3 separate regions of the Mus musculus genome follow, and all the other regions are linked to region 2. The links are chromatin loops, found by intact Hi-C in ENCODE. Cell type or tissue: left cerebral cortex. All regions are shown on one strand. Each heading gives the region's core, and the rest is flanking DNA. Links, peaks and the distances in the headings are about the cores only. Region 1 holds the start of Zfp444 (zinc finger protein 444). Region 2 overlaps Epp13 (epididymal protein 13). Region 3 overlaps Zfp444 (zinc finger protein 444).

Region 1 (10,105 bases), core at 3,066-8,065, 110 kb after region 2:
GTCTTGAAAAACAAAAAGCAACAAAAAAAATTTTTTTAATTGGGGGTTGGGGGGGTAGGCTTGAGAGACACTTAGCTGTTAATAGCATTCACTGATCTTCCACAGAATCTGTTCCTAGGGCCCAGATTGGCTGTAACTCCAATTCTAGGAGAATTTGACTTCTGGCCTCTTGGAGCACCCAAATGTGTAACACACACAAATTTTAAAGACCTCTTCAAAGGCTTTAAAGAGAACACAGGAAGGCCTGTCAGTGGAGCCTGCCTGTAGTAAGAACTCAGACGTGGGTACTGTCTGCCCTGCCTACTTACTACCCGACTACTGAGGAGGGGAAGATGCAGAGAAGTGGGGCTGAGGCCCCGGAGCTCCTCAGCTCACCTGCGGATGCCTCCCCTGGGATGCTTCCTCTCAGAAGCCTGTGGTCCCCGCCAGGACTCCCTGTCTCAGGACGCCCTCCCAGTGGGATACCTTCTCCCCTCCAAGGTGTGTGCTCCCTGGTCTTTCCAGTCCCTGGATGCCCTTCCACTGAGATACCCTGTCTAGAATGGCGTGGCTCCTGGGCTTCCAAGTCCCAGAATACCCTTCCATCCCAGCAGGAACACTTATAATTACTGCAGGATTCTACTCAGTATCTGACTGTCTCACTCATTAAGCAGTATGGGATAACCTTGAACATCTGACCTTCCTGCTTTTCCATCTTTCAAATGCTAAGATCACAGGTATGTATTACCATGACAGCTCTTCTTCTTTTTTTTTTTTTTTTTTTTTTGGTTTTTCGAGACAGGGGTTCTCTGTATAGCCCTGGCTGTCCTGGAGCTCACTTTGTAGACCAGGCTGGCCTCGAACTCAGAAATCCACCTGCCTCTGCCTCCCGAGTGCTGGGATTAAAGGCGTGCGCCATCACACCCGGCGCTCTTCTTCTTTTTAAGAGGGCACTAATCCCAAGAGAGTGGGGGTTCTATTCCATGACCCCTAACTTCCCCCTACAGACACTTTGGGGGCTAGGGTTACAGTCAGTGAATTGAGAGAGGGGGTAGAGGCATGGGGGAGGGGGGACACAAGCTCTGCAGTAGCAGCTACCAAATTATGTTTGAGAGCTGGCAAATGTGGCCAACTGCCAAGGGCTCCAGTACCTATCTGCATGTGTTTCCCTCATAAAACCTCCAAGTCACAAGAAAGCCAGCTGCCCTTCCTCTTCCCCAGTTCCTGAAGACAGATGGTGGATGAGGGCATGGCTCTAAACCTGGAAGGTGGCTTGACTCCCAGGAAAGTCCTGGAGACATTCTGAGTGTCAGACAGGAGGTAGAGTGAACAGTGCTGCTTGTGGCTGAAGGGTACAGCCAGAGACACAACTGAATACTCTGGGGCATTCTCCACACACATCGGCCCCAGCCATCATTGAGTCGGCTGCACTAAGGACGAGAGACACTAGCCTGGAATCACAGTCCTCGGGGAGCCTGAAGCCTCGTGGGGGTCCTGTCAAGGACAGTAAGACAGGAGTAAGGTTTTCACGGTAATACTATGTCTAAGGTTCGAAGCCCTTGGTTTCTTGTTAAGTCAAAGCAAAGAGCCTCTTACAGATGCGGCACTCTGAGCTTGATAACACAAAGGAAGACACCCCACCCTACACGACCTCAGTCACCTTTATCGTCACCATAACTTGGGATTGGGATGCTCAAAGTTAGTTTACTGTTCTGTCCACTCCATGTTATGCATGAACCCTCTAAAACCTGGCCCTGGCTTAGCTTCCATCTCTTCTAATCTCTCCTGGAGTCTTTACGTTGCAGCGACATGGGCTGCCTGTCTATTAAAAGGCTACAACCGGGGATGAGAAGAGATGGCTCAGCAGTTAGAAGCAGTGACTACTCTTCCAGAGGTCGTGAGTTCAAATCCCAGCAACCACATGGTGGTCACAACCATCTGTAATGGGATCCGATGCCCTCTTCTGGTGTGTGTGAAGATAGCGACAGTGTACTTATATACATAAATAAAATCTTTAAAAAAATAAATAATTAAAAGGCTACATCCTACCTCTGATACTAGAAATCTAGCGGAATTGCCGGGGCTATTGAGGTCCTGGGTCTTAGAGGAGAACCTACCAGCTCCAGTTTGCTGGACCGGCAAAGAGAGAAAAGCACAACTGTCATACAGAGAGATCCGTGGGCCGTGGGGAGTACATTTATCACACAATTCTTGCACACCTGAGGCTCAGGGAACACTACAGAAGCAGCAGCACAAAGACTGCAAGAGCCAGAGAATCGGGAAGTCTGGTGTGACGTTACAGCTTCTAGAATTAACAGGGAACCTATGATACCCCAACAATACAGCTGCCTAAACAAGGCCTGAATGGTGACAAGAATCAATAGACTAGCTGAGGAGGAACCCCAACCCTTGACAAAACAACTACATGCAAGTAATGGCTGCAGAGAGAGAGAGAGAGGGAGGGGAGGGGAGAACATTAGCCTTTCTCAGGGATGAGTCCCTTAATAGGCTTTAAAATAGCAAATAGCCAGCCCTGAGTTCATAAACATCCAAGGAACAATAAATGGACTGAGCATGTTGTCTTTATGCATTATGTTTATATTTTCTTGTTTCAAAGAGAAGAGCTCACCAGTTTGGGAGGCATAGTAGAGAAATTAATATACAAGGGCTTGGGATGGGGGGATGTTTGCAGTAAAATTAAATTATACTTATATATAATTATTCATTATATAAATGTTTATATTGTAATTACAATTAATTTTAATTGGGGGGTGTGTGTGTTTTGAGACAGGGTTTCTTTGTGTAGCCCTGGCTGTTGTAGAATTCCATCTGTAGATCAGAATGGCCTTGAACATTTTTTTTTAAAGGTTTATTTATTATTATAAATAAGTACACTGTTGCTGACTTCAGACACACCATAAGAGGGCATCAGATCTCATTACGGATGGTTGTGAGCCACCATGTGGTTGCTGGGATTTGAACTCAGGGCCTTCGGAAGAGCAGTCCGTGCTCTTACTGGCTGGGCCATCTGGCCAGCCCCATGGCCTTGAACTTAAGAGATCTGCTTACCTCACCTCCTGAGTGCTGGGATTAAAGGCATAAGCCACCATCACCTAGCTTTAAATTTTTACTACAGTTGCTGAGAGCTAAATTAATTGAACACAGCTGAGAGGATCAATTGACGATACACAGTAAGGAAGTAATTAAAGGGAAAAAAAAACCCCACTACTCCACATTACTGTTAGTGATCTGGCAGCAGAATCACTGCAAAAGGCAGAGCCCAGGTACCTGACATTGTAAAGAGGGCACTCCTACAAAGAACAGGAAGATGCCAGGAGTCAGTGACATGGTTCCGTGGGTAAAGGTGCTTATCTCCATGCCTAAGGACCCCAGTGTGAGTCCTAGGACTCCCACTGAACAGCAAAGAATGGACTCCTTCAAGCTGTCCTTTTTCCCATATAAATAAGTATATTATGTGTATGAGACAACACACACACACACACACACACACACACACACACACCATGGCATGTTCATGTCAGCTCCTCCTCACCCTGACGTAAACACACAAAATAAATGAGAATTAAAAAAAGAAAAGCAGCCAGGCGTGGCCAGCATTAGGGAGGCAGAGGCAGGCGGATTTCTGAGTTCGAGGCCAGCCTGGTCTACAAAGTGAGTTCCAGGCCAGCCAGGGCTATACAGAGAAACCCTGTCTCAAAAAACCAAAAAAAAAAAAAAAAAAAAAAAAGAAAGAAAGAAAGAAAGAGAGAAAAGAAAAGAAAAGAAAAGCAAAGCAAAGCAAAGCAAAGCAAAGCAAAGCAGGGGTCAGATGGCTCAGTGGGCAAGAACACTGACTGCTCTTCCAAAGGTCCTGAGTTCAAATCCCAGTAACCACATGGTGGCTCACAACCACCCATAATGAGATCCCATAATGAGATCTGACGCCCTCTTCTGGAGTGTCTGAAGACAGCTACAGTGTACTTATATATAATAATAAATAAATCTTAAAAAAAGGAGCTGGGCGTGGTGGCTCACGCCTTTAAGCCCAGCACTCAGGAGGCAGAGGCAGGTGGATTTCTGAGTTCGAGACCAGCCTGGTCTACAAAGTGAGTTCCAGGACAGCCAGGGATATACAGAGAAACCCTGTCTTGAAAAACCAAAAAAAAAAAAAAAAGGAAAGCAAGCCTTTCTCAACATGCTTATCTGTTTTTTACACTGGAGTTATACTGGTTTTTGGTTTTTGCCACTATATGCGTGATGGGATTAGAGCCCTAGTCATCGGGGCTGGATAGACGGGTCAGCTGTTAAGAGCTCTGGCTGGACCTGGGTTCAATTCCCAAAACCCACATGGTGGCTCACACCTACCTGTAACTCCAGTTCCAGAGTTTCTGACACCTTCACAAAGACATACATGCCAGCAAAACACCAATGCACATAAAATAAAAATAAGTGATATATTTAAAAAAGAAGAGGTACCCTGGTCATCTACAGGAACAACAAGTGCTCTTAGCAGCTGAGTCACATCGCCGGTCCCTTGGCATGCTTGTCTATAAGGTGGAATTAAGACTCTATCATTCTGTGGCTTTACTATCTGAAGGTAAAACATGCCATAAACTACATATCAATTTCCCAAAACAAATTCCTTTCTTAGCTGATGGAAAGGGACAACAGAGAACTAACCCTGGTTGATTAGCACTGTGGTGTGGATGCTAGGCAGGAGGAATGGGAACGGGTTCCTGCCAGCTCTTTCCCTCCCTGGAGCCCTAGGAGACACAAGCCTATCAACATAGTAGTTTCCAATCACAAATGGTCTGAGCGGTCAGCAACTCCCCCACCCCACTCCCCACGTCAAAGTCCACAGCAGATGTCTTTCATGTCTGGATCAAGTGAAAGGGGGCATTCCTTTGAGGCAAGCCCAAATTCCTGCAATAAAGAGAAAATTCAGATTTATGACCTAAAGTGGCCAGTCGAGAGCCGTATGGTAGGAGGAGACACACGTGTAGATGAGGTAAGAGAATGGAAGTAACAGTGAGATACATATTTATATCCCTCAGAAGCCTCACCCTACAGTGGCCTGCAGACCTTCACACTGGGCCTGGCAGGGGAGTAAGGGCTGTAGAGAATTCAAAAGGATGCCCGGCAAAGGTTAAGATGGAAAACCTCAGCAAGTGCACGTTCAGGCACTGGCCTTCAGGGCCAGATCAAGAGTAACTCAGCATTGGCCCAGAAGTGGGTGATAAGGATCCTAAGCTGCTTGTCACCTACTGCAGGGACGGGGTTTTAAAGTGGCTGGGCAGGAAAGCAGGGGCTGGTGAGATAAACAGTTAGCTTTTCCTTCTGCACACAGAGCCTACAGAACTAAAATAGTCAATTAGGGCACTGGCTAAAAAGTTACTAGTTACTAACACTGACTACTTAGTAACTAGTTACTGACACTGGTTAGTCATTAGTCTTTCTATGCCACATATCCTAAGTTCCAGGTCACAAAAAGTAACTCTTGGCTGACAAACCAGTTAAACTAAATGCTACAAAAGTTAACTATTTCCTCCTCGCTTGGCCCCAAAGGATGGGCAGTGGACTTCTTGAGCAAGGTCCACGATACCATGGAAAGAGGAGAGCTCTGTGTCCCACATCAATAATCTCTAACTGCTTTTCTACTTCACCAAGCTGTTGATTTCTGGAGGGGGTGGGCACTCAAGCGCATTCCGTGCGCGTTGCCTGTGGAGGCCTGAGGTCGAGGTTAGGGTTTCTTTATCTTCCTTCCTTTTTTTTTTTTTTTAAAAGATTTATTTATTTATTTTATGTATATGAGTACACTGTTGCTGTCTTCAGATGCACCAGAAGAGGGCATCAGATCCCATTACAGATGGTTGTGAGCCACCATGTGGTTGTTGGGAATTGAACTCAGCACCTCTGGAAGAGCAGCCAGTGCTCTTAACCGCTGAGCCATCCCTCCAGCCCCTTTACCTTCCTTTTTAAAAGTCTCTTATGGAACCTAAAGCCTGCCTTTTCATCTGCGATGAGAAGCCAGTGAACACACACTGAGGTGCCCTTGTGCTGCTCAACCTTTACCCAGTTCTGATTGTCCTCAGCTTGTACTTTAGCCCATTGAGCCATCTCCCCAGCATCTGTTTTTGGTTTGTTTTCGTTTTACTTTTATTCTATTAAATGCGTAACTTTCAGTGTCCCCTTCTTCTACCTCTCTCTCCTACACTTCGACCCTGATGTTCATTCTCTCTGAATCCATCAATGGTCCTTCAAAAGGCCAGGAATCTGCACTGGGCACTCTGTGCCCTGAGCTGCACAACTCACCAAATATTTACTCAGAGGACAAGGGCTTCGGAATTGGAACCGATTCCAGCTGCGTACCAGCAATGTGTCCTCGGTCAAAGAACAACTGCTCCTTTCAAAGACTAATCTCCATCTCCTTGGCTGTAAAATGGGAGCAATAATCGAGGTTGGAAAGTCAAGTAAAATAAAGAGCAAAAAAGTACCCCAGAGCATGGCTGGAGAGGTGGCTCAGCAGTTAAGAGTACTGGTTGCTGCTTTTCCAGAGGACCTGGGTTCAATGCCCAGCACCCACATGGCAGCTCACAACTGAAACTCTAGAATCAGAGGATGCAGTAAACACATATGCAGGCAAAATATGGATGCACGTTAAAATAAAAATAAATCATTAAAAGAAAAAAAAAGTACCCAGAACACCACCTGGCAATAAACAAACCCCACCTATTGCATTTACTATCAACACACATTAACCCTCCAACTCCTTGTGAGTCATTTACGTAAAGCCACTGTGAAACAAGCGCCCAAGACTAAATTGTAAATTGGAATAGGTGTTAAAATAGCATATAAAAAGGAGTGAAGACTGGCAGTGGTGGCTCATGCCTTTAAGCCCTGCTCTTGGGAGGCAGAGGCAGGCGGATTTGAGTTCAAGGCCAGCCTGGTCTACAGAGTGAGTTCCAGGACAGCCAGGGTTATACAGAGAAACTCTGTCTTGAAAAACCAAAAAAAAAAAAAAAAAAAGTTAAGATGAGTATTTTTGTTTGTTTGTTTTTAAATTCAATTACTTTCACCGGTTTAAAGCTTGGCATGGCTCTCGAGTGTGATTAAGGCCAGCCTGGGCTACAGGAGACCATACCCAAAACACCATCATCAACAACAACAAAAACCCTGAACAAAACAAAAAAACTAGGCCAACGCTTGTAATCTGAGCACGTGAGAGGCTGAGCCAGGAGGATCAGAACCGAGAGATTTAAGTCCCTCTTATCCTGTTAAAACCTGTCTCCAAGCCCCTTCTGCACATTAATGAATTTCGCCTCTCGCGACAAGCTAATGAGGCGGATACGCTTGTAATGAAGAAATACTTATCCTCCAGAACCTCAACTCGACAGAAGTGCGTGTGAACGTGTGACCAGCACACAGGACTAGCCACCTGCACCGGTCTACGCTGCTATGGCACGGTGCCCCTGGATAGACCCCTTCCCGCAATCCTTTTCGAAGAGGTTAGAGGTCCCGGCGCCCCAGGATTTCTCAGTGGGGTCCAACTTCCACTCCACTCTCAGTTTCCAACCATCCCAGGGCTCCCCCTCGAACATCCCAGCCCCCTCCCGCTGCCCAGCCTCCCCAGGCCTCCAACTCTCCCGCGTCTGCATCTCGCGTTCCTCCCGCTCCCCGGCCCGCCCCCAGAACCCCACCTCCAGCCTCCTATCATCCCCCTCCCCCAAGCCGCCCATCCCTCCCTTCCTCTCCCTCCTCCAGACCTGGGTACCCCTCCCCGTGGTCCGCCCGTTCCCCGTACACCGGACTCCCCAGCCCTTCCTTTTCCCTCTAGCTCACCTCACTCTCCTGGGCGAGGCCCCCCAAACAACCTCACCTTCCCGCACATGCGCACAAAGCTCATCGGGACTCCATGCCCCAGCAGGCTTTGCGCCAAATTCACCCGTACTTCCCCGCCCCCACGTCCCCTCACTCTCTACACTAGGAATCGCTAATTCTACCCAACACTTCCCACCTCTCCCAGCTGGAAACTACATCTCCCAAGAAACATCGCGACAAAGCGGCTTTCCATTAGCCCTACTGTGATGAGTCCTGTACGCTCGTGCGTCCCGAGCTAGCCAGAAAACTACATTTCTTAAAGTGTAAAGAAGAAAACCCGATTCCTATTGGCTCACACAGGCGCAAACAGAGCGCTTCTGATTTTGGACTACATTTCCCAGATTTCACGTGGATTTCCTTCCTCTACCATCCCTCACAAGACACCCCGCCGGCTGACTTCTGGCAAACGCGGACGGGTCGGGGAGGGATAAGAGGAATCTGTGGTTTCGTTGTCGTGGAAACCGGGGGAGGCAGCACACTTGGGAGACCCGCCTCCAGGACCTTTAAGCGCCTATAGAGGAGGTCGTGGAGGCTATGCCAGAGTTCTCCTCAGATCAGCAGTGGGAGATCCGTCTCCTTGACAACAGTTGCAGTATCGCCCTCCCGCTCCAGTACTAGGTTAAAGGAAGGTTGAGGCTGGTCAACGAAACCTGACCTCTGAGAATTAGTTCGCTCGTCCCATACTGTCAGTCCACTCTCTAGCCTCAGTTTCCCGTCTTGTGAATAGGAAGGAAAATATTACGTGTCAAACGGCGCTTGTGTAGCCCCCTACGGACACTGAAGCCTCAGTTTCCCTACCTCAGAAAAGGCAAGAAGGTTTTGAGTTTGCTCTTTGTAATATGTATGGGTGTTTCGCTGAGTCGGTGCACCATGTGCTCGCAGTACCCACGGAGGCCAGAAAGCGGCGTGGGATTCCCTTAGACCTGTATTACAGACGGTTGTGAGCCACATGTAGGTGCTAGAAGGACGTCTAGAATAGCTTGTGCTTCGTTGTTAACCTCTTTGTCATCTTTCCAGCCCTACCCCTACCTACTACCCCAACGCACCACATACACACGTACTCGCAGGAGCGCAAGAAGGTTATGAGACTTTCTGTTTACGTGATAGATGGCTCTTACAAGCTAGTGGGGCAGACAGAGACTCTCCCCTCCTCACTGGACTTCGAAAAAAGGTGACATTGGCACACAAAGGAAATCATGTGAAGCAGAGTTGTTATTGTCCTTACCAAATTCGTGGATGGACAATACCATTGCCCTAGTTTCTATTTACTCACTAGTTTACAGCTTAGAGACGGATCTATCCCCACAACAGCTAAACTTAATCCTGTCCCACCTCTCTGCCCTCTCTGTCCCTCATCTTGGTAAGTGTGCTAACCACACAAGCTGCTTTGCTATTTGAAGAGCGAGCCTGCAATACCACATTCTTTTCCTAGTGGTGCTTTTCACATACTAGTTGGATTCTTTTCGTATATGATTTAAAACTTTTTTAAGACGGAGTCTCTTGTAGCCCAGATTAGTCTCCAACTCACTGTCTGGCTAAGGATGATCCTCTGCCTCCGCCTCCAGAATGCCAGAATTTGAAGTGTGAACTACCATGCCCAGCTTTATTTTCACGTTTATCTATATTGGCTTTTTTTTTTTTTACTACATATTTATTGTGATTTAGTGTGTGTGTGTGTGGGGGGGGTATGAGTGTGTATGCGTGTCACAGTTTGTTACATGGAGGACAGTGTGTGTGTGGGGGGGGGTATGAGTGTGTATGCGTGTCACAGTTTGTTACGTGGAGGACAGTGTGTGTGTGGGGGGGGTATGAGTGTGTATGTGTGTCACAGTTTGTTACGTGGAGGACAGTGTGTGGGGGGGGGTATGAGTGTGTATGCGTGTCACAGTTTGTTACGTGGAGGACAGAGGGCTGCTTTCAGGAGTTGGTTCTCTTTCCCCAGGCAGAGACGGGATTGAAAGCAGGATACCAGGCTTGGCTGCGGGTGCCTTTACTCACTGAGCGATCTCAGTGGCCCAATTTCCTTCCTTTGTAAAACTGAAAATTGTAATCTCAGCACGTGGGAGGTGGACACAGGAAGATCAGGAGGTTGAGGTCTTCCCCTCCACTATACAGTGAGTTTGAAGCCAGCTTGGGCTACATGAGACTCTTTCTCAAAAACCTGAGATGGCTCAGCTAAGTAAAAGTGCTTGCTGCCAGGCGGGGCAAGCTTTGATGCTGGCAACCATATGGCAGAAGAAAATAACTG
Region 2 (10,105 bases), core at 2,500-7,499:
CCTTTGGAATTCACCACTACAACCCTACCTGTACACAGGCCAACAACACAACAGCAAACCTCCACCGTCAGCACTACAACAAAGGCCAGACTCTACACCGCACTCAGTATGTCCCAGGCATTGTACAAGGCATTTCACCTGTATTATTTCACAGTCCGTTTAGCCTTTCCATCAACACTCTGATGAGCGCCATTTATCCCTTTGTACAGAAGGAAAAGTCTCATCCTTAACAGGTTCAGTTTCCCAGACTAGGCCATCACATCTCCTCCTCTAGAGGAGCCCGTTGCCACGGTAACAAATGAGATGAGGCACGATCAATCACACACTGGCACACACTCACAAAGCCATTGTCATCTGATGGCTCACTGTATCTCTAGACTTTGATAAATAACTTCATCAGCCTCTCTCTCTCACACACACACAAACACACCCGCCAACACTCTCACACCAGCACAGCTAGTGACATAGAGATACTCAGAACTGTGTGCCCACACCCTTGGGCCCCTCTAGCCTGCGGTGGCCTCCTTTCCCACTAGGACCTGTACAGTCACCTGTCCCTGGGCCCCACAGGCCGAGTGCCCTCAGACTATGATAAACAGCTCCATCAGTCTATCACACTCACACACAAGTACAACCGAGATGCTCAGAACTCTGTTCCTACATCCACTAGCGGCCCCTTGTAGTGTCTTCCTTTACACAGGGCACACTGGTCACATCACGCAGTTGGTGGTATTCGCACCTGTTTCTTGGGGCTCACAGGCCTAGTCGGTCTCTCCCTCTCCCTTCCCCCCTCCCACTTCCCTTCTCCCGCGCCCCCCTTCCACTTCTCTTCTCTCGCGCACACACATATACACACGTGGAGTCTCCTGAAGGATTCTCATACTGTGTTCACCCCACAACAAACAATATACGCCAAGCATACACGAAGCTTCAGGCGTGCACCCGAATCAACTCAGATCACCAGAGCGACCCACGCAAACAGGTCTCTGTCTCTCTCTGTCTCTCTGTCACACACACACACACACACACACACACACACACACACACACACACACACACACGCTATCAATCATTCCCACTGAAGGAAGGCTCGCAGTCACCAGACCCCCTCACCTGTCTCCCTGCTGCGTCCTCCGTCTCACAGCTGCCACAGAACTGCTAGCAACAGAGCTCCCGCGCCTGCGCACTCGCCTCCCAGACCCCCAGGGATCCCTTCAGGGCCTCTCCCCGGTCCCCCCGCCCCTCCAGAAGGACGCAGGCCAGTGCGGCCCCGCCCCCAGGGCTTCCCCCGGAGCGCGGAGCCACGCCCCCTGACACGCAACTAGACGCTGCAGTCGCAGAACCCCGGAGACAGCGCGAGGCCACGCCCTCAATAATTTGGTTGGCTATTCTGCCGACCCGTGTGCGCCCTCCTACGCTAAGCGCTTTTCTAAGGGGTTCGGCCAAGCTCCCGTTAGAGTCCATTCAGCATGCGTCCTTTCCGGGATGCTTCTCCTAGCGTTCCACACCTCGGACTCACTGGGCTTCCACGCGCCTTACGCCGTGCGCAACCGCGAGCTTGTACCGCCAACCTCAGGCTTTGGCAAGAGACTAAGGATATCCACGCCCAAAAGGGTGTTTCCATCCTCGTTGTCGCCTGTCTGGAGACCTTGTGACCCTCAGAGGAGAGGACAGAGTTTCTTCTGTGGCTGTTTAGAAAGCCATGGGGGAAACGATGGGCACGTGAGAAGAGGAGCGTTCCACCTTGGAGTCTGATTGAAGACTCTCCACAGCACAATTCAACACTTATAAGGCCGTACTCCCTCCCAAACTATAAACCTGAAATTTTCTAGGAACTCAGTATAAATCTCACGTAAAGGGGAAAGGCCTGCCCTAAACCTCTTGAGCAACCCTAATGATTTCTGGTCCTACCTTATCAAATTATAACTCCATTCAAGCCACTTCCGGAGTCACTTTACATCTCACCAAGTAGAAAGAGAATAGGGGTAATACTTGAGGAAACCCTAGGCTCAGTGAAGGACAAGGAATGACTCTCGGGTCGCACAGCAATCACCAGGATAAGGGTAGACTAGACACCAGACCCTGTTATGGCATCCCTTAGCAAGAACACAGTCATTGGTGTGTGCACAAGTGAAATGCTGTCAGCTGCACAATTCAGTATACCCAACCTGCGTATAAATATAAGTGCCTAGAGAAAGGGAAGTGACTCATTTAGATCTTCAGTCAAGACAGTGATGAGCGTCAACTGTGACATCTGAATGGTCATGTGGGAAACAACGGCACTACTGAGCAAACACAGCATTTCATTTCACCGATGGGAAAACTGAGGTTCCAAGCACATTGGACCTTACCTGAGGCCCCAGAAATAGGAAGTAGGAGGGAAGCACAGAGGTTAAGTTCTACACATCATTTCTCTAAAGGGGAAACCAAGAGACTGAGAGAGCCCCAGTCCAAGAATGGGGGTACAGGGTGGGAGGCTCCAAAGAAGAAGTGTGACTCAGATTCTCACAAGTCTTTCAAAACCTCCATCTATCCAGGAGAAACTATGATGTTACTACCAAAAGAGGCAGGGAATTCGTTATCTTGGAGACCAGAAAGGGTGAGACTAAAGGTTGCATTCATTTCCCAGTGAATGAAAACTAAAATAAAATAAAAAGGGAAGAACATGACTGTTCCTAGGTATGGTAGATGAGAAGGTTTATTGTAGATAAAGGGACACATAGTCAGAGGCACGGATGTCTGAGAGAGTCCAAAGTGAACATGACCCTAAGCAATATGAGGAGAGGGAGGAGGGGAGAGAAGAGGGCTAGACCAAGAGGCCAGGAGGCTAAAGAGAGTAGGTGAAAGGACCAGGTAACCAAAATGATTGGATTGCATAGGGAAGGAGAGCTGGGGGAAGGGTGGCCCAGCCCCTGGGCTGGAGAAGTTTAGGGTAGAGGGCAGAGTATGCCTGCCAGGAGGGCCCTGTAATAGGTACAAACTGAGAAAGGCAGGTAGAACCTGGTGGCCAGGTCCCCTTTAATATCTTAAGTAGGCACTTTTGTCTGGGGCTTGAAACTTAACACCCAGGAGACCTCTTTGGACCTCAGGAACGTGCACGCCTTGCATGCTCAGACTAGCCTCTCCTGTCATACTTGCAACTGTCCAGTTGACCCAGAGGAAATAAGAAGAGGCCCCGCCTCAATACACTTATGCCACCCTGAAATGTGTCCTTTTGCCTACTGGGGGTGGAAGGATACAAGGTTGGGGAAGGGGTTTGTTGAGAAGACCAGCCACGGAGTAAAGAGTAACAACACCATGAAAAAAAATTGCATGAAAAAAGGCCAAAAAGAAACTTAGAATTTAGGCTGATGAGATAGCTTAGTGAGTAAGAGCATGGACTGCTCTTCCAAAGCAAAGTCCAGCAACCACATGGTGGCTCACAACCACCCGTAATGAGATCTGATGCATTTTTCTGGTGTGTCTGAAGACAGCTACAGTGTACTTATTTATAATAAATAAATCTTTGGGCGAGAGCGAGCCGGAGTGAGCAGAAGTCCTAAATTCAATTCTCAACAACCAAATATAGGCTCACAACCATCTGTACAGCTACAGTGTGTACTCGTATACATAAAGTAATTAAAAAAAAACTTAGAACTTGTATACTAACATAAAAAAGAATTAAAATGAAGTGAAGAAAGAAAGAAGAAAAAGAAAAAGGAAGCGAACAAATAGGCCTCTCCACCAGTCGGAATCCTGCTCTCTCTAGAAGCAGTCTTTCTCCCCCTAACCTAACCAGCGGTCTAGCGTTTCTCTGTCTCCAAGGCTACAAATTGTAGGCTTGAAGTGGTGCAGAGACTTCTGGGTATTGTAGTGTCAAGGAAGCAGAGAGGTGGGAGGCGCGCTTGTCAATAAAACGGAGTTTGTTAGCAGAAACGTCTGAACCAAGGAATGGTTTGGAAGACTGAAAACGCCTTGCAGATATTCTTAGGGTGTTAGCATTGTGTTAGGAAAGAGGGAGGCGAAGAAAGGGCTAGGCGCGAGGGATTGTGGGAGTTGTAGTTTTGCATTCTGTGGCGATCTGGAGACGGAAATGACGAGACTGCCGCCTCGCGTCAGATGTGAGGACAGCAGACCCTGTGTTTAATCTGCTTTTCCCCCCCAAGCCAGAGTTCCAAGGTCAACTAAAAAGGCTGATTCCCACAAGGATTCTCATGACCTTCCTAAGAGCACCGGCGACGTGTGAGGATTGGAGTGTGGAGTGATTGGAGTGGGAGTGAGGGTATAGGACGGGGGGAGGGGGGCGGCATTTGTGCAACAATATGTATGTGCAAACCCTCACGTTGTGTCTGGCTGTCTGCTTTATAGTAAATCAACAGGAGCTGGAGAGATATCTCAGTGGTTAGAATACTGGCTGTTCTTCCAGAGATCCTGAGTTCAATTCCCAGCAACCACATGGTGGCTCACAACCATCTGCCCTCTTCTGGTGTGTCTAAAGACAGGTATAGTGTACTCATATACATAAAAAAAATAAATCTTTTAAAAAATAAAAAAGTAAGTGAGCAGAATGCAACAATATGGAGTACTCAGGTTTCTTTTCTCCTCCAAATTGGACAGGAAGTCCAAAATCCGACTCAGCTTGAGGCAAGCTGGGTCACTGCCCACTCTGATGAGCATTCTTGTTCCTCTGGTCTGAACTGTAACTTATTAGGAGCCAAGTTAGTGTGGTTGCCAAGGATAAAGCAGTGCATATAACCGGTATCTAGCCTTGAACCTTACTTTTTTTTTTTTTTTAAGATGTTTTTATTTTATATGTGTGATTTGCCTTCAGGAAGTATGCCATATGTATGCAGTACCAGCAGAGACCAGAAGAGGGTGGCAAGTCCCCTGTAACTGGAGTCACTGACAGTTGTGAGCTGTTGTCTTTTGCAAAAGGAGCCCTGTTCTTAACTGCTGAGCTATCCTCTTGTTTTTTGTTTTGAGACAAAATTTCATGTATTCCAGGTTGGCTTGAAACTCACTATATAGTCAACAATGGCTCTCAACTCCTGATTCTCCGTATCCACTGTTTAATAGAGGTGCAGGAATATGGGCCCATTTTCTCTGCCAATGAAAGTATTAAAAGACAGGAAATAATAGTGGTGGCACTTGCCTTTAGTCTCACCACTCAGGAGGCAGAGGCAGGTGGATCTCTGAGAGTTTAAGGGCAGCCTGGTCTACACAGTGAGGACAGCCAGGGTTACATAGGTAAACCCTGTCTTTAAAACAAACAAAAAAAAAAAAAAAGAAAAAAGAAAAAGGAGCTGAGCAGTGGTGGCGCATGCCTTTAATCCCAGCACTTGGGAGGCAGAGGCAGGCGGATTTCTGAGTTCGAGACCAGCCTGGTCTACAGAGTGAGTTCCAGGACAACAAATACACAGAGAAACTCTGTATCAAAAAACAAAACAAACAAACAAACAAACAAACAACAACAAAAACGAGAAAGGGGAGGAGGCAGGAAAAGGTGTTACCAGAAATTATGGGGAGTCCCAGCAGAGCCATCAAATGAGACTGGGGAAATCAGGGTTCGTCTTGGGGCTCTTATTCTCATTAATAACATAAGTTAACAAGGGTCACAAACAGACACTCAAGAGTAAAGAACTGACCCAGGCAGAAGGTGTAGGACCTACCAAAGCCATGCTACTGCAGTACAGGCGAGAAGCGTTGGAAAGAGAGGAAGGAAGCCCAGCACGTCAGGAAGCTTTAAAGCACACTTAGGTTTCACTCAACATCTGAAAGCAGAGAGAGACAGGGCTTTCTGTCTGCTCTTGGATTTTGTTTGAGGGTCAGCACGACAGCTTAGTGGTTAAAGATACTCACTGCTGAGCCAATGCCCTCAATACACACAGAATCACACAGAACTCACTGAATACGCACTGAATCAAAAATCAATCAAAAATCAAGGGTTTTTTTATTTGAAAATTATAAATGATTCTTAGCGCCCCTCCACCCTGTGTCATTTGCTGTTCTGTGAATGTAAGAAACAAGCATTTAGCAATTAATTAGTGCACAATAAAGAAAGGTTGAAAATGGCCCAGAAGAGAAGGTGTTGGGGAAAGCCTTACAAAGGCTCACTCGGCTGCTCTACTGGCTATTGTCACAGGGCACGGTCCCCAGACGGCTTCCTGCTGAGCCTCTGGACACACTCATACTCTGCTAGTTGATAAGCCAGAGTTCGAAGAGCTTCCTTGGGAAGTGAAATGCTCTGGAGACGGAGGGCTTGTGAGGGTTGAGCAAAACAGAGCAGAGCGGCTTCACTGGAAGGAACAGCAGGGGTCGTCTCTACGGAAGAGGAGAAAGTAGGGCAGTCACAGTTGGACACTTATTTAGGTCTTCATATGTTCTCAGACCCCATAGGACTTTACTCGAGACCCCTGAGCCTGCCTGCGCTTCTCACCTACGTCCGGGGCCTGGCTCCTCCCACTTTGTTCGCCCCCCCCCCCCCAACAAACTGTTCCACCTGCTGATACCACTTCACTCAGACCTCTGTGCAACCAGGGGATCAAGTCTGGAGCAAAAATGAGATCGAGGTGTGTCCAAACCCGAGAAATCTCGTCTTGAGACTGGCAGGAGTAGCGCCTGCTCGTCCTAGCTCACGCAGCCTGTACAGCCCCTACCTCTGCCACCCTTGAAATGGTCATGCAGCCTGACAGCCATGTTACAGGTTAAACTTTCTCCATCCTTAAGGTAAGTCCAGCAAGCATAATTTTGCATAATTCCGCCGGGCAGTGGTGGCGCACAGAGATCTGCCTATGTCTGCCTCCCAAGTGCTGGGACTAAAGGCATGTACCATCAGCACCCGAATTTTTAAAAATATTTTTAAAGATTTACTTTTATTTTACGTGTGTATTTGTCCACATGTATGTATGTATGTGCACCACATACATGCAGTGTCTGTGGAAGCCAGAAGGGAGTGTCAGATCTCCTGGTACTGATGGTGGTGAGCCACTCTGTGAGTGCTGGCGACCAAACCTGAACCCTCTGCAAGAGCAGCAAGTGCTTGTGCCTACTGATCTATCTCTCCAGCCCCTAATTTATTTTTAATTATGCATGTGTGTGTACGTGTGTGTGTGTGTGTGTGTGTGTGTGTGTGTGTGTGTGTGTGTATGTGTGTAGGTGTGTCCATGTGAATGCAGGTGCCCTTGCAGGTCAGAACAGGGCACCTGGTCTCCTGTGGCTAGAGTTACAGGTTGTACAAGTCCTATAATGTGGGTGCTGATAATTTAATTTGGGTCCTTTGCAAAAGTAGTACATGTTTTTAACCTCTGAACTATCTCCCAAGCTGTCTTATTTAATAATAATAATAATCCCACTTAGAATAAAAAATATGTACATATTATTTATTTATTTATTTTTGAGACAGGGTTTCTCTGTATAGCCCTGGCTGTCCTGTAACTCACTTTGTAGACCAGGCTGGCCTCAAACTCAGAAATCTGCCTGCCTCTGCCTCCCGAGTGCTGGGATTAAAGGCGTGTGCCACCATGCCCAGCTTAGAATTATATTCTATTTTATTTTATATATTGTGCTGGGGAGGGGAACACACATGGCTCCCACAGGAAGGGAGAATGAACTTGGGACTTGCCGTGCAATTCTGTGACTCTGACTTTGAGCCTACAAACCCTACTTTGGACATTAGGTTTTAGAGAGAATATCGTGTGTGTTGTATGGATGCACCACCCATTAGTTTAAAAGCCTATGGCCTATGGCTTAGGCAGGAAATAGAAGGTGGGACACCCGGTAGAGAGAAAGGATTCTGGGATAGAACCAAGCAAGAGATTTGCCAGGCAGATGTGAGGAGATTAGTACAGGTAGACAGCCACATGGCAGAATGTAGGCTACAAGAAATGGGATGTTTTGAGTTTTATCTAGTCAGAGAAGAGCCTAGCTACATGGCAATTTGAGTCTGAGTCTTATTCCTGGGAGCGTGGAGCTGGGAGGGAGAACCAGGGCCTAACTTCAAAATCAGTTATTTAAAACCAAGCTCCTGAATCCAGTGGCACTTTGCTGCCAAGACTGAAGACTAAGGACGAAGTTCTCTCCTTGGAACATGTAAGGAAGAAGGAAAGAACTGACTCCAGTAAGCTGCCCCTTACCGTTTGTGTGCCATGGCAAAAGTATACATGACACACACACCCAAATAATAATAACATCACAGTGTAATTAAATAAGTTTAAAGGTTCCCGGAGAGCCAGGGATACACAGAGAAACCCTGTAAAAAAAAAAAAAACCAAGAGGTTTAAAGCCAACCTCCCTGACCCATAGGCAAAAGGTGGCATGCCCTTCCCTGCCATGCCATACCTCAGATCCAGGTCCGGGTTACAGTAGCGGCAGTAACACTGGAGAAGACAACAATGATGAAGGCATGGATGTGAAACAGAGAAAAATAAAATAAAAAATAAAAATCAAACAATATCGGGGATTTACCTCCTGGGTTCCCCTGTCTCCCTCAGCCCTCAACCCCAATCCATGAGCCACATTCCTGCTAAGAGTCTAGGCCAGCAGTTCTCCACCTGTGGGTCTTTCACAGGGGTCACCTAAGACCATCAGAAAACACAGATGTTTATATTATAATTCATAATAGTAGCAAAATTAGTTATGAAGTAGCAACGAAAATAATTTTGTGGTTGAGGGTGTTACAACAACATGAGGACCTGTATCAAAGGGTCACAGCATTAGGAAGGGTGAGAACCACTGGTCTAGCCAATCTAGCAGGATTTTCCTTGGGTCACTACTACCTACAGCTCCTGGCCTGACCATCCTTGTCTCTCTTCTTGCTCTTGTATCCTGCTCCAAATTCACTCTACACCCGGTACCCAGGGGCTTGATTTCACAACTCAGATGGGCTGGGCATGTGGCTCAGTTGGTATGGTGCTTGCTCAGCATGCATGAAACCCTGGGTTGGTCCCAAGCACACCCTAAACTAGATGTGGAAGTTCACGCCCCTAACACCAGCACTTAGGAGATGGAAGCTGAAGGAGCTTCATCCTGGACATCCAAGGGCATCCTAGCCTACATTAGAGACCACTGCTCAGCGGGCAGAGATGTGAAGACTTGTTCCTTAAGACTCTCCGGAATATGGAGGGCGGGGGCTGGGGAGTGAGGATACAAAGTGTCGTTCACAGGGAAACAACTCTTAGTAGAGAACTGCCTGCCTCTCATCCCATCTGTGGTTCAGTAACAGAGGCCTCTTGTGGCCAAGTCCAGTCAGAATTCAGTCTCTGAGATTGAATGAGGCAGCAACTCAGGTAAATTGGAGTAGTAACACTAACGCTATATGGGATGTGCTCACAGGCTTGCTTAGGAAATAGTAAGTTACACAAAGAGTTTAGTTGAAGGAGTGCTGCTGCTGTGAGGTAAGCAGTGTGCTTCTCACCAGGCTGGTGCAGAATTTTCACTCCATACCGTAATTAAAGTTTAGGGTTGTTGAAAAAGTTTCTGCTTATGTTTAGTCCCCAGGACTGTCTGTCAATTAGGCTCCATTCTCATAACAAAAGGAGGCAACCCCACGTCAAAGAATATGCTTCTAAGAGGCGGCTCCAGAGGGTAGCACAGGGTCACAACCATTATTGAATCTTGGTCTGCCTTAAGGCCTCTGTGCTCTTATCAGTAAAACCATAATTCTGCCAGATGGGTAGGATCACCCTGGGTAACAACCGTTTGAAGAAATCAACACTAGTATACATAAAAGATAATTTTAGCAAGTGTGTATATCTCCCATCTGCCCCAGAGGCCAGACTTGAAGCCTCCAGTCTCCATTGAAATTGCTCAAAGTGTACCCTGAGGCTAGTACAATGTAAAATGCATATGACCAGGGTATATTTAAGTTAGTAAAATCTCTGATCCATGGCCAGCTCCTCTTTGGGTATTAGCTAGAGCAGTACATGTGCAATTATTCTAATTTTCCATTTGAATCTCCAAGTGTGCAGGGTGGTTTATCACTGGGAAGGCATATCAATTCTAGAATAGTAGGAGAGACCTGGCTTCGGAAAGCTGTCCGATGACATCTACTTGATTGTGCACAGACACACACACATGAGTATACTCTCGGGTGAGACCACTTCGTAGGACAGTCTCCCCTCCGACCTCA
Region 3 (10,105 bases), core at 2,403-7,402, 91 kb after region 2:
CCCGGAAGGCTTGCGCACACATGTAATCCCAGCACTTTGGGGACTGAGGCTGGAGGCTCATGAGTTCCAGGCCAGTCTGGTCTTTAGTGAACCCCTGACTCAACCAACCACGGAACAAAATAAGGGACTGGAGAGGTGGCACAGATGTTAAGTGTGTTTGCTGCACAATCACGAGGTCCAAGGAATTTGGACCCCAGGATCCATGTAACAAGCCAGATGTCCTATATCCTCCTATATTCCCTGCTTCAATTTGGGACAAGGGGTGGATAGACAGAAACAGGCAGATCACCAGCCTAACCAAGAAAAAGAATGAGTCCTGGGTTCTAGGAGAGATGCTACCTCAAAGGCTTATGTGGAGAGTGGTGAGAAGGGACACACAGCACCCTCTTGTGGCCTTTGTGTGTGCATACAGGTACACTCACCCATGCGCACACATATATTCTCTAAAATTCCATCACTTATTTATTTATTTGTGGTAATCATATGCCATAACACACGTGTGGAGGTCAGAGGACAACCCATCATATGAGTCCTGGGTATTAAAGTCAGGTCATCTGCCTTGATGGCTAGCACACTCCCCCAATGAGCTATCTCACTGCCTTGATGGCTAGCACACTCCCCCAATGAGCTATCTCACTGCCTTGATGGCTAGCACACTCCCCCAATGAGCTATCTCACTGCCTTGATGGCTAGCACACTCCCCCAATGAGCTATCTCACTGCCTTGATGGCTAGCACACTCCCCCAATGAGCTATCTCACTGCCTTGATGGCTAGCACACTCCCCCAATGAGCTATCTCACTGCCTTGATGGCTAGCACACTCCCCCAATGAGCTATCTCACTGCCTTGATGGCTAGCACACTCCCCCAATGAGCTATCTCACTGCCTTGATGGCTAGCACACTCCCCCAATGAGCTATCTCACTGGCCAATAATTTCCTAGAGCAGATAGCTCCTGGATCTCAATACAGCTGTAGGGTGAGCAACTTATGGGACCACTGTGTGTGTTCCAGCTCTCTCCTTGCTTTTGTTATTATCTTTCTCTTCCTTTCTCTCCCTCTTTGCCCTGGACAGCAGCCAATTTTGAGAGGAAACTGGGGGTGAGGGTGGGAGTGTGTGTGGGGGGTATAACTCCTGGCAATGCCATTTGCTCCCAGAGAGATGGTAAAAAAAAAGTCTGGGTTCTCTTGGAGTTCTGTCTCTTCCTCTCTGCCAAAGGGCCCCCTTTCCCTCCCATATCCCACTGACCATGGAGCACTTTCTTCTCTCTTTACATCAGCCACCCCCTCTACCTCCCTCCCCCCTTCCCCGCACCTAAAGTGCTTCTGGAACCAGCCCCTGTTCCTTCTTGTTCTGGCTGAAAAATGTCAAGTCAAGGAAAGGCATGGATGAGAGCTGTTGGGCTGCAGTTTCCTTTGTGTGACCTCAGATCTGGGGGAGGAGGAAGAGGAGGAGGAAGAGGGAGAGGAGGAGGAGGACTCTCAGGAAGAATAAAATGACAAGAACTGTAAATGGCTTTTCTGGGAAAGAGAAGAGAGGATGGGAGGTGATGTCATCAGGACAAAGGACAGAAGGCTATGGGATGGACACCTAGAGGAGGTTACCTAGAGACCACAGGGAGGGAAGAAGGGAGGGAGGGGAACAGTCAAGAGAAGGGAGGCCCAAAGACATCCTCATTAGTCATTCTCTCTCGTCCAAAATATTTTTTCGTTTTATTTATGTGTCTATGTGTCTGAATGCATGTCAGGTATACACAGGTGCCTGCAAAAGCCAGAAAGGGGTGCCAGATCCCCTGGAGCTAGAGGGAAGTGGTGAGCCACAAGGTATGTGTGCTGGGAACTGAACTTGGGCCCCCTGAGAGAGCAGTAGGCGCTCTTAGGCCTTGAGTCAGTTCTCCAGTCGCCTCATTTCCACATTTCTTCCCAGTGTTCTCTACACCCTCTCTCACCTGTTTCTTCATTTTGCTCAAAGAATGACCTAGCCATGGGAGCTGCTGTCTCTCTCTGTCACCAGGAGGGGGAGCCAAACTCCGGCAGAACCAGGCCATGGCTATACCAGCACTGTGCAGAGAGCAGGCCCCTGGGGTGACCCTGCCTAGCTGAGTTTCATCTCACACAGTCCCTCTGTCTCGGTTCTTCAAGTTACACATTCCCATGATTGACTGATGAAGTCAACTGGAGCTTTGCCTCTGTGTTTTTATTACCGCTTGCTTTCTATCTCCCCTCCCTTGAAAGCCCCTACCCAGCCCACCCCTTACTACTTTCCTGAGCTCATGAACATCCCAAATGAGACATAGAAATGTGAAGACATACAGCTGATGTCCACAATGAGAGAAAATGTGCGACGCTTGCCTTTCTGGGTCTGGGTTACCTCGCTCAGAATGATTTGATTCCAGCTCCATCCATTTACCTGTGAATTTCTGAGTTTTGTGTCCTTAACAGTTGAACAGCCCATTGTGTACACGCATATTTTCATAGTTTGATGGACATCATTGGCTAATACACATTGTCTTAGGGTTTTACTTCTGTGAACAGACACCATGACTAAGGCAACTTTTATTTGGACAACATTTAATTGGGGCAGGCTTACAGGTTCAGAGGTTCAGTCCATTATCATCAAGGTGGGAGCATGGCAGTGTCCAGGCAGGTATGGTGTAGGAGGAACTGAGAGTTCTACATCTTCATCTGGAGGCTGCTAGGAAAATACTGATTTCTAAGCAGCCAGGATAAGGGTATTAAAGCCCATGCCCACAGTGACACACCTACTCCAACAAGGCTATACTTCCTAATTGTGCCACTCCCTGGGCCAAGCATATACAAACTACCACAGACATCTAGGCAGTTTACACCTTCTGGCTATAAAGAGAGCAACAATGAACACGGACAAACAAGTGTCTCTATAATAAGATGGTAGAGTCTCTGGGGCATGTGCCCATGAGCAGTGCAGCTATTTTCGGTTTTTGTTGGTTTCTTGTTTTTAGGAACCTCCAGGCTGACTTCCATAGTGGTTGCACTAGTCTGTATTTCCACCAGCAACAAGTGTGTGTTCACTATTCAACACCAACACCAGCACTTGTTATCTATTTATTTGGGGTTGTTCCAGACAGGGTTTCTCTGTGTAGCCCTGGCTGTCCTGGGACTCACTCTGTAGACCAGGCTGGCCTTGAACTCACAGAGATCTGCCTGCCTCCGTGTCCTGAGTGCTGGGATTACAGGTGTCTGTCACCACTGCCCAGCTATCTTTTTCTCTCTTTCTCTTTCTTTCCTTTAAATCATATCCATTATGACTAGGCTAAAATAATCTCAAAGTCACTTTAACTTGCATTTTCACTGATGGCAAAGATGATGAACACTGTAAAAACGTCTCTCGGCCATTTGTTTAACCTTTGGAGAACTCTGTATATTGCCATGCCTCACTTTTAAAATTGGGCTGGGTTTACATGCTGCTTGGTTTCTTTAGTCTTCTCTACATTCTGGGTGCAGACTCTCTGCTAGACTGGTAGCTGGTAATGATTTCTTTTCCCGCTGTCAGTTTGCTTGAATGATAGTGTCCTTTGCTGTGCAAAGCTTTTCAGCTTTATGAGGCCCCATTTATTAAGTGTAGCACTTAGTGCCTGGGCTATCAGTGCTCTGCTCAGAAACCCCTTTCCTGGGACAGCGAGTTCAAGCCTATTCCCTATCTTCTCTTCTATCAGATTCAAGGTATCTGGACTTATGTTGACGCCCGTGGCCCATCTGGAGGTGAGTTTTGTGCAGGGTGATGGATATGAATGCATGCTCATTCTGAATGTGTCTATCAAGTGTGACCAGCACCATCTGCTGAAGATGCCATCTTTTCTTCAGTGTGTACCGCTGGCCTCTGGGTGGCTATAGGAGAACTGGTTCTCAGTTCTATTTCTCTAGTAAGAATTCTGCTTTTGCGCCAGTGCAATGTTATAGATGCTGATAAATGGAGCTCGGGTCCTTGTTTACAGAGCAAGTGCTCTTACCCACTGATTCATCTCAGACAAGCACAGCATTTTCACTGTGTGCTTCCTGTTATGCCAAATGACATGGCCTCTGTCTGCACGACACCCCCACCTTCCCATTGTTCCATGCTCCTCCCAGTAACTTGAAAGCCTGCAGCTGATAATGTGACTTCTCCAGCCTGTCTTACTGCACAAGACGGACACCTCCACACCAAGTGCTGCCATGAAAGATACTGCATGGGTGTGGACCCTGAGGCATGCATCAATGTCTTGGTGTGGTCTTCAGAACTAGGGTTCATTAGCCATGTTAGGGTGGACATTGGGGCTTGGCAGCTTTGTCAAAGGTGGATGGTGTTATCTGCTTCTACACCATTGTGGGTCTCTGAAACAGAGTAGCTATACAATTTTGGAAAAACGAATTAGATAACTTTCCTGCCACTAGGACTGGAAAGCCTGAAGCAACAGCAGCAGCATGGTTAACAGGGGCTGGGGCAGGAGCGCCACAGTCAAGACTACTGAAGGTGTAAAGGATGAGTTAATATGCTCCTGAAAAACCTCTGTGAGCCGGCCGTGGGGGCACTCGCCTTTAATCCCAGCACTCGGGAGGCAGAGGCAGGCAGATTTCTGAGTTTGAGGCCAGCCTGGTCTACAAAGCGAGTTCCAGGACAGCCAGGGATACACAGAGAAACCAAAACCAAAACAACAATAAAAACCTCTTTGTGGAAAGGGCTGTCTACCTGCTCATTCTTACTTGAGGTGAAAAAACTCCCAGAGATGATGCCTTCTTAGTTCCAGAAACAGCCCTCACCACCAGAGGGCAGCACTGCCTCAAAGGAATGCATACTCTCATGAAGATAGCATCATATAACCCTCCTAACTGTATTTCCTAGCGAAACTCCCATTTCTGCCAGAGCCCCACCCCTACCCATTCTGTCACTTATTCATACACTTACTCTTTTCCTAAAAGTATAGTTGTGTCCAGCTTCGACCATTTCTTTGGGTATGTATTCCAGGAAGGTCCCATGTATGCATTAAGAACGAGAACCGGGCATGGTGGTCCACACCTTTAATCCCAGCACTCAGGAGGCAGAGGTAGGCGGATCTCTTATGAGTCTGGGGGCAGCCTGATATATGGCAAGCTTCAGGATAGTGAGAAATACATGACATTTCTGTCTCAAAAAAAAAAAAAAAAAAAAAAAACAAAAAAACAAACAAAAAAAAAAACCCACCAAGCAAACCCGGAATAAAACTTGGGCATGGTGGCACATGCCTTTTAAGATCACAGACGACATAGTGCATACTTATGATCTTCAAACTGGGGAGATGGAGACAGGAGAACCAGAAATCTGTGGTCACCTTTGGTTACACAATGAGATCAAGGTCAGCTTAGACTGATTCAGCAAGTTCTCATCTTAAGGAAAAAAAAAATTGAGTGGGCATTGGGGTTCCTCTACCTCCCTCCACTGTGTGATGCCATTACATAGAGTTCTGGTAAGGAAGCAGAGCCCAGGAGCTCAAAGCTGGTACCCAGAAGAGCCAGCAGGGCCAGGCTAAGGACTGTCCCAGAGTCTGCTCCACAGCAGACTGGGCAGACTTTATACCCAAAGAAGCGCATCCTGAAGAGAAGTTAGGTCTAGATTCCTGGACGGTCACTGTGAAGAACTGAGGTGCTTTCAGACCTGCTGGCTGGCACTTGGTTATTAGGAGTGGACCGGAGGCACCTAGCAATATTATTAACTTAGTAATGGTTGTGGGCGACATTACAAGCACCATGACTTACGAAACGGGAACTATTGCTCAGAAAAGGGGATTTCGGGGGCGGTCCACCTACCTGAAGCTATATACAGCCAGGACAACCAGGATGGGAGTGATCTGCTGCCAGACCTTCCGAGTCTAGTCTTTCTTCCTGCGATGTGTGAGGAGTCCCCAAGTCCCCTGTGCCTCAGATGCTCAGCTCCCACAACACCGGAGAGTCAGACTCCTGTACACACTGAGTCAGTCACTTTATTACTCTCTCAGGTGCTGGTGACCTGCCATCTGTGACAAGCTTTCTCGGGTACCTCTCCCCACCTCATTCCTTTAGGCTATGGAGAGAACCAGATCCGGGTCCAGGCCTCTTCTCTCCATTGGCCCCGACTCTGTCCTGGGGTTCAAGATCAAGATCCTTGGAAGGGAGGAGTGGGGGCACTGCTCCTTCCCTGAGCCCCCTTTCTCACTTGAAGGGTGTCCTGGGGCAAGTCTCTCCTCCATGAAAAGGGGATGGAATGAGGGAAGGAGAGAAGGGTCTTTCGCAGGGGTGGGTGAAAGCTGAGAACTCCAGAAGGAAGGGAGGAGTGGATATGGGGCCCAAAAGGGAAGAGGCAATGGGGTTGGGAGAACTCTAAGGGGATGACGCCCTGCAGCAGGTGTTTAGAACCCCAGCTACCCCAGAGCCCAGGGCGGAAAGGCACCACCACCCTCTGGACCTGGTGCTGAAGTCCCTTGAGCTACCGCGGCCGCCCGGCCATGGATACGCTGGTGACGGAGCACATGCTCACGCCTCCCGAAGCCCTTGCCACATTCCCAGCAGGCGAAAGGTCGCGCGCCAGAGTGTGTCTTGCGGTGGCGCACCAGGTGCTCGCGCCAGTAGAAGGTCTTGCCGCATTCGCAGCACGCGTGCGGCTTCTCGCGCGCAGGCAGGGGGCGCAGTGCAGGCCCTGGGCTGCCGGGGTGCGTGCCGCGGTGGCGCCGCAGGTGCTCCTTACGCCGGAATGCCTTGCCGCACTCAGGGCACGCGTGCGGCTTCTCACCGGAGTGGCTTTGCCGGTGGCGCAGTAGATGCGCCGGCTTCAAGGGAGACTTCCCGCACTCCGGGCACGACACAGTGCCTGGAGCTGCCAGGAAGGCAGGGAGGACCGGTGCCAGTGGAGCTGGTGGGGGGCTGCCCGGCTCCTGCTTGTATGGGCGCATGGCCCCGCTGTTCTCCGTTGCGGGTACCTCTGTCCCAGAGGAGGTTCCTGCGGGAAAAGGTGCACTGCAGTCAGGGCTGGGGCTGAGCTGGTGGGCAGCAGTTTGGGGCAGGGAGGTGGCTGGAGGGCAGGTTTCCCACCTCTGTGCCTCCTAGCAAGGAGCTTCACGCAGCCTAATAAACACCAAGGCGTAGATGACTAGACAGGGAGTAGGGAGTAAGGAGACAAAATGGTGGCAAGGCGGTAGAGGGAGTACTGGGGGAGTGGACCGATGGACACATGGGTGAGGGTTCATAATGATGTAAGAACAAAGGTGATGGATGGAGGAGCCAGGCGGTGGGGAGAGAGGTACATTACTGAGAACATAATGGGTGGGCTGACTGCTCTATAAGAGGCTGGGGGTGTCCAAATGGAACAAACTAATGGACTGAGGCAGGGAAACTAGGGGACAGACGAACCATATGACTCCTCTGTCTAGGTTTCCCATCTGCTCTGTGGAGCCCCAGGAATGTCCACAACCTTGGTTCCAGTAGTTTTACATCATGAATTTGGCTTCCTTTGTTGTCTGAAATGCCCACTTGTCTCTCATTGCTGCCCTATTCCCACCCTCAGCTGCTATTTGATTTCTTCTTGAATATCTGGCTTCTGCCCCACCGTCTGAGAGATATAAGGAGTCACTTCATCCAAATGTGACATAACAGACTCCATGCCCAGCTCAGGGCTGGGAACTTAACACAGGCCACCATAGCACCTGGGATAGGCAGAGTATGTTGGGGTGCAGAGGCCTCGAGGCAGGCTGCCTGGGCCCAGTCTGGATTTAGCAGCATCCACCCTTGGGCAAGTCCTTCTAGAACCCTGCACCCAAAAACACTACAGCCAGATCTGGGCAGCTGCATGCCTCAAATCTCAGCACTTAGGAAGGCTGAGGCAGGAGACTGTATCAGCCTGGGTTGCACAAGGAGATCTTAGCTCCAAAGATCACATTGCTTTGGTATGCTATAGTTTCCGCAGGCTGGCAGAGCAGCACCTGGCAGACAGTAGGCGTGTGAGCCCACCTTCCACGGGCTGGTTCCCCAAAGGCAGGGGCCTATGTGAGCTGTCCCTACTGCGTTCAGTGAGTTAAAATTGCCAGGTCAGTCCCTGACTTAGCCTGGGAGACAAAGACTTCTTTCTTTACCAAGAATGAAGTGAAGAAGGAGCTGGCTGCTCACCTAAGGGAATTGCCCCACTTTCTTCCTTTCCAACACTGACCCCCGGGCCTTCGGTCACATCCCGAGGTGCCCTCATTGCTGACGACCCATCTGGGGAGGTTGCTGGGCCCTGAAATGAGATAGCATATGCCAAATTGAGAAATTATAATATCCTGTATTTGCCATTCTCCCACCACACAGTTCTGAAATCCTACTGCCTGTCTTGTTGGGTTTTTTGTTTTGTTTTTCTAGCCATTTCAAGTATGTCTCTGTGTAACCCTGGTTGTCTTGGAACTCTAGTCCTGGCTGGCCTTGAATTTAGAGATCTGCCACTCTTTGCTGAGATTAAAGGTGTGCAACACTACTGCCTGTTTTGTTTTGGTTTCACTGAAGACTCATTTCTGTGGTTTTGGGGGTTGGTACATGAGCATACATGTAAGAGTGTGCATCCAATCCTCTGGAGCTGAAGTTACAGGAAGTCGTGAGCCACCTGGCGTGGGCACTGGGAACCAAACTCCAGTCCTCTGCAGGAGCAGCAAGAGCTTTTAACTGAAGAGCCTTCTCTCTACCGTGTGTGTGTGTGTGTGTGTGTGTGTGTGTGTGTGTGTGTGTGTGTGTGTGTGTCAGGGATGGGAAATACATTGTACATATGAAGGTCAAGAGAATGACTCTTGACAGTTGGCTTCCTCCTCACCATGTGAGGCTCAGTTCCTCATCAGGCTTGATGACAAGGACCTTTAGCCACTGAGCTGCCTCGCTGCATCTCCGAAGGGAAGCTGGCTGCTGCTGCTGCAGGCTGTTCAAACTCAGTCTCCTGTCAACCAGTGCAAGCAAATTCAGTGGAAATGGGGTTCTAGCCTCAAGTCAGCCTTTAAGTGGTGACAGCCATGGTCAATACCTTGTGGCCTCTTCAAGAGGCCCTGTGACAGATCCACTTTCCCCAGTCACGCCTACCCTCTGGCCCACAACAACTTCATAGCTTTGGGGGCATTTGCTATCAAGTAACAGGTAACTCATTCCTTTGTTTTGAATCTTACTTGAACTGCTGGTGTCTGGGTAAAATGTAAATTTGAAGCAACCTTTATCTCAGAAAAGCATGAAGCTAAGAACCAGGCAGGACACAGGGTAGATTTCTAAGCTCATGTTCCCAAGAAGTGATTCTCAGAATTCCTCTGGTGCTAGGAAATGAGAGATGCAGGAGTTACACACACAGCACCCCTCTCCTCACCTCCCGTCTTAACTGTACTGGACCACTGGCTGGAGGGAGGGTGACCTAGATCACACAGCAGAGGCACAGTTGACTAGCCATGCATATAATTCCACCTGCTGGTCAAGACTCGTAAGCATTCCTAGCAGTATGGCTTCTGTAGGCACCTGCTCTGCCTGTTTCTAGCAGACAGTTTCTAGCTTTGCAGACTGAGAGCCATCTTCTAAACTCACTACAAGGCCAGCCTCTACCTCTGCCTCCTGAGTGCTGGAATTCCAGGCATGTACCACCAACTACCTACCTACTTGCTGTGCACTGATGTTGACCTTTGCTGAGTCCTGCCCCATCACTCAGCTGCCCTCAGCCTTGAATGATAGGTTCTGTTGACAGAGTTGCACTTCACTGGTAAATTTCCAGAGAGAACATGCTTTGCATCTGTGTAAAGCCCACTGGCTACAACACATCAGTTTAGATTTGAGCAGACAATATTCTACTTAAGATTCTTGGATCTACGTTCCTTGAGATAGTCCTTGGCTTGCATTTTCAGGTTGTCTTTGAAATGGCTGGGTTGGACTGTAGGGTGGTAGTGGCAGAGGGTTGGCAACCTAGCCAAGATGAGCAGGGAGCTCCCTTCCTTCATAATCTTAGCAGTCTGTAAAATGTTTAACAATGATACATTCCTTAGAGATTTGGCAGCACTTCAACACATAAAACTGCCAGGACCTGGTGCCTTTTTGTGTAAGTTCTTAGGTCACTGTTCTGATCCTTCTGCCCTCTGGTTTTCAGGGGTCACA

The links. A loop is a pair of places that touch in the nucleus more often than their neighbours do. Peaks named below come from ENCODE experiments on the same cell type or tissue, not always from the same donor. Only the 100,000 strongest peaks of a DNase experiment are listed, where the experiment ranks them.
Region 1: it touches region 2 in a loop (8-fold over the local background); 7 of 42 quality-filtered maps call a loop at or near these places.
Region 3: a loop joins it to region 2, with 2.6 times the contacts of the local background. A loop is called at or near these places in 2 of 42 quality-filtered maps.

What each region holds. Positions count from the first base shown.
Region 1 is chr7:6,170,288-6,180,392 of GRCm38, reverse strand. It overlaps Zfp444 (zinc finger protein 444), which reads right to left and starts at 7,880. Exons shown (of 4, transcript NM_028316.3): 1 at 7,819-7,880. In left cerebral cortex, for the core only: a CTCF peak has its summit at 5,812 (motif pointing right); DNase peaks (open chromatin) are centred at 5,791, 7,495 and 8,056; H3K4me3 peaks cover 1,056 bases; H3K27ac peaks cover 839 bases.
Region 2 is chr7:6,277,663-6,287,767 of GRCm38, reverse strand. Epp13 (epididymal protein 13) reads right to left here. Exons shown (of 16, transcript NM_001177416.1): 15 at 8,317-8,354; 16 at 5,907-6,300. The coding sequence ends at 6,273. Zfp667 (zinc finger protein 667) reads right to left here and starts at 1,188. Exons shown (of 5, transcript NM_001024928.2): 1 at 1,114-1,188. In left cerebral cortex, for the core only: CTCF peaks have their summits at 4,124, 4,630 and 4,829 (motif pointing right); DNase peaks (open chromatin) are centred at 3,020, 3,455, 3,955 and 4,844; H3K4me3 peaks cover 1,238 bases; H3K27ac peaks cover 1,316 bases.
Region 3 is chr7:6,186,263-6,196,367 of GRCm38, reverse strand. It overlaps Zfp444 (zinc finger protein 444), which reads right to left. Exons shown (of 4, transcript NM_028316.3): 3 at 8,126-8,234; 4 at 3,264-6,962. The coding sequence ends at 6,388. Among named protein-coding and RNA genes, the nearest start is that of Galp, 5.8 kb to the left of the region's middle. In left cerebral cortex, for the core only: CTCF peaks have their summits at 4,779 (motif pointing right) and 6,643; a DNase peak (open chromatin) is centred at 4,790.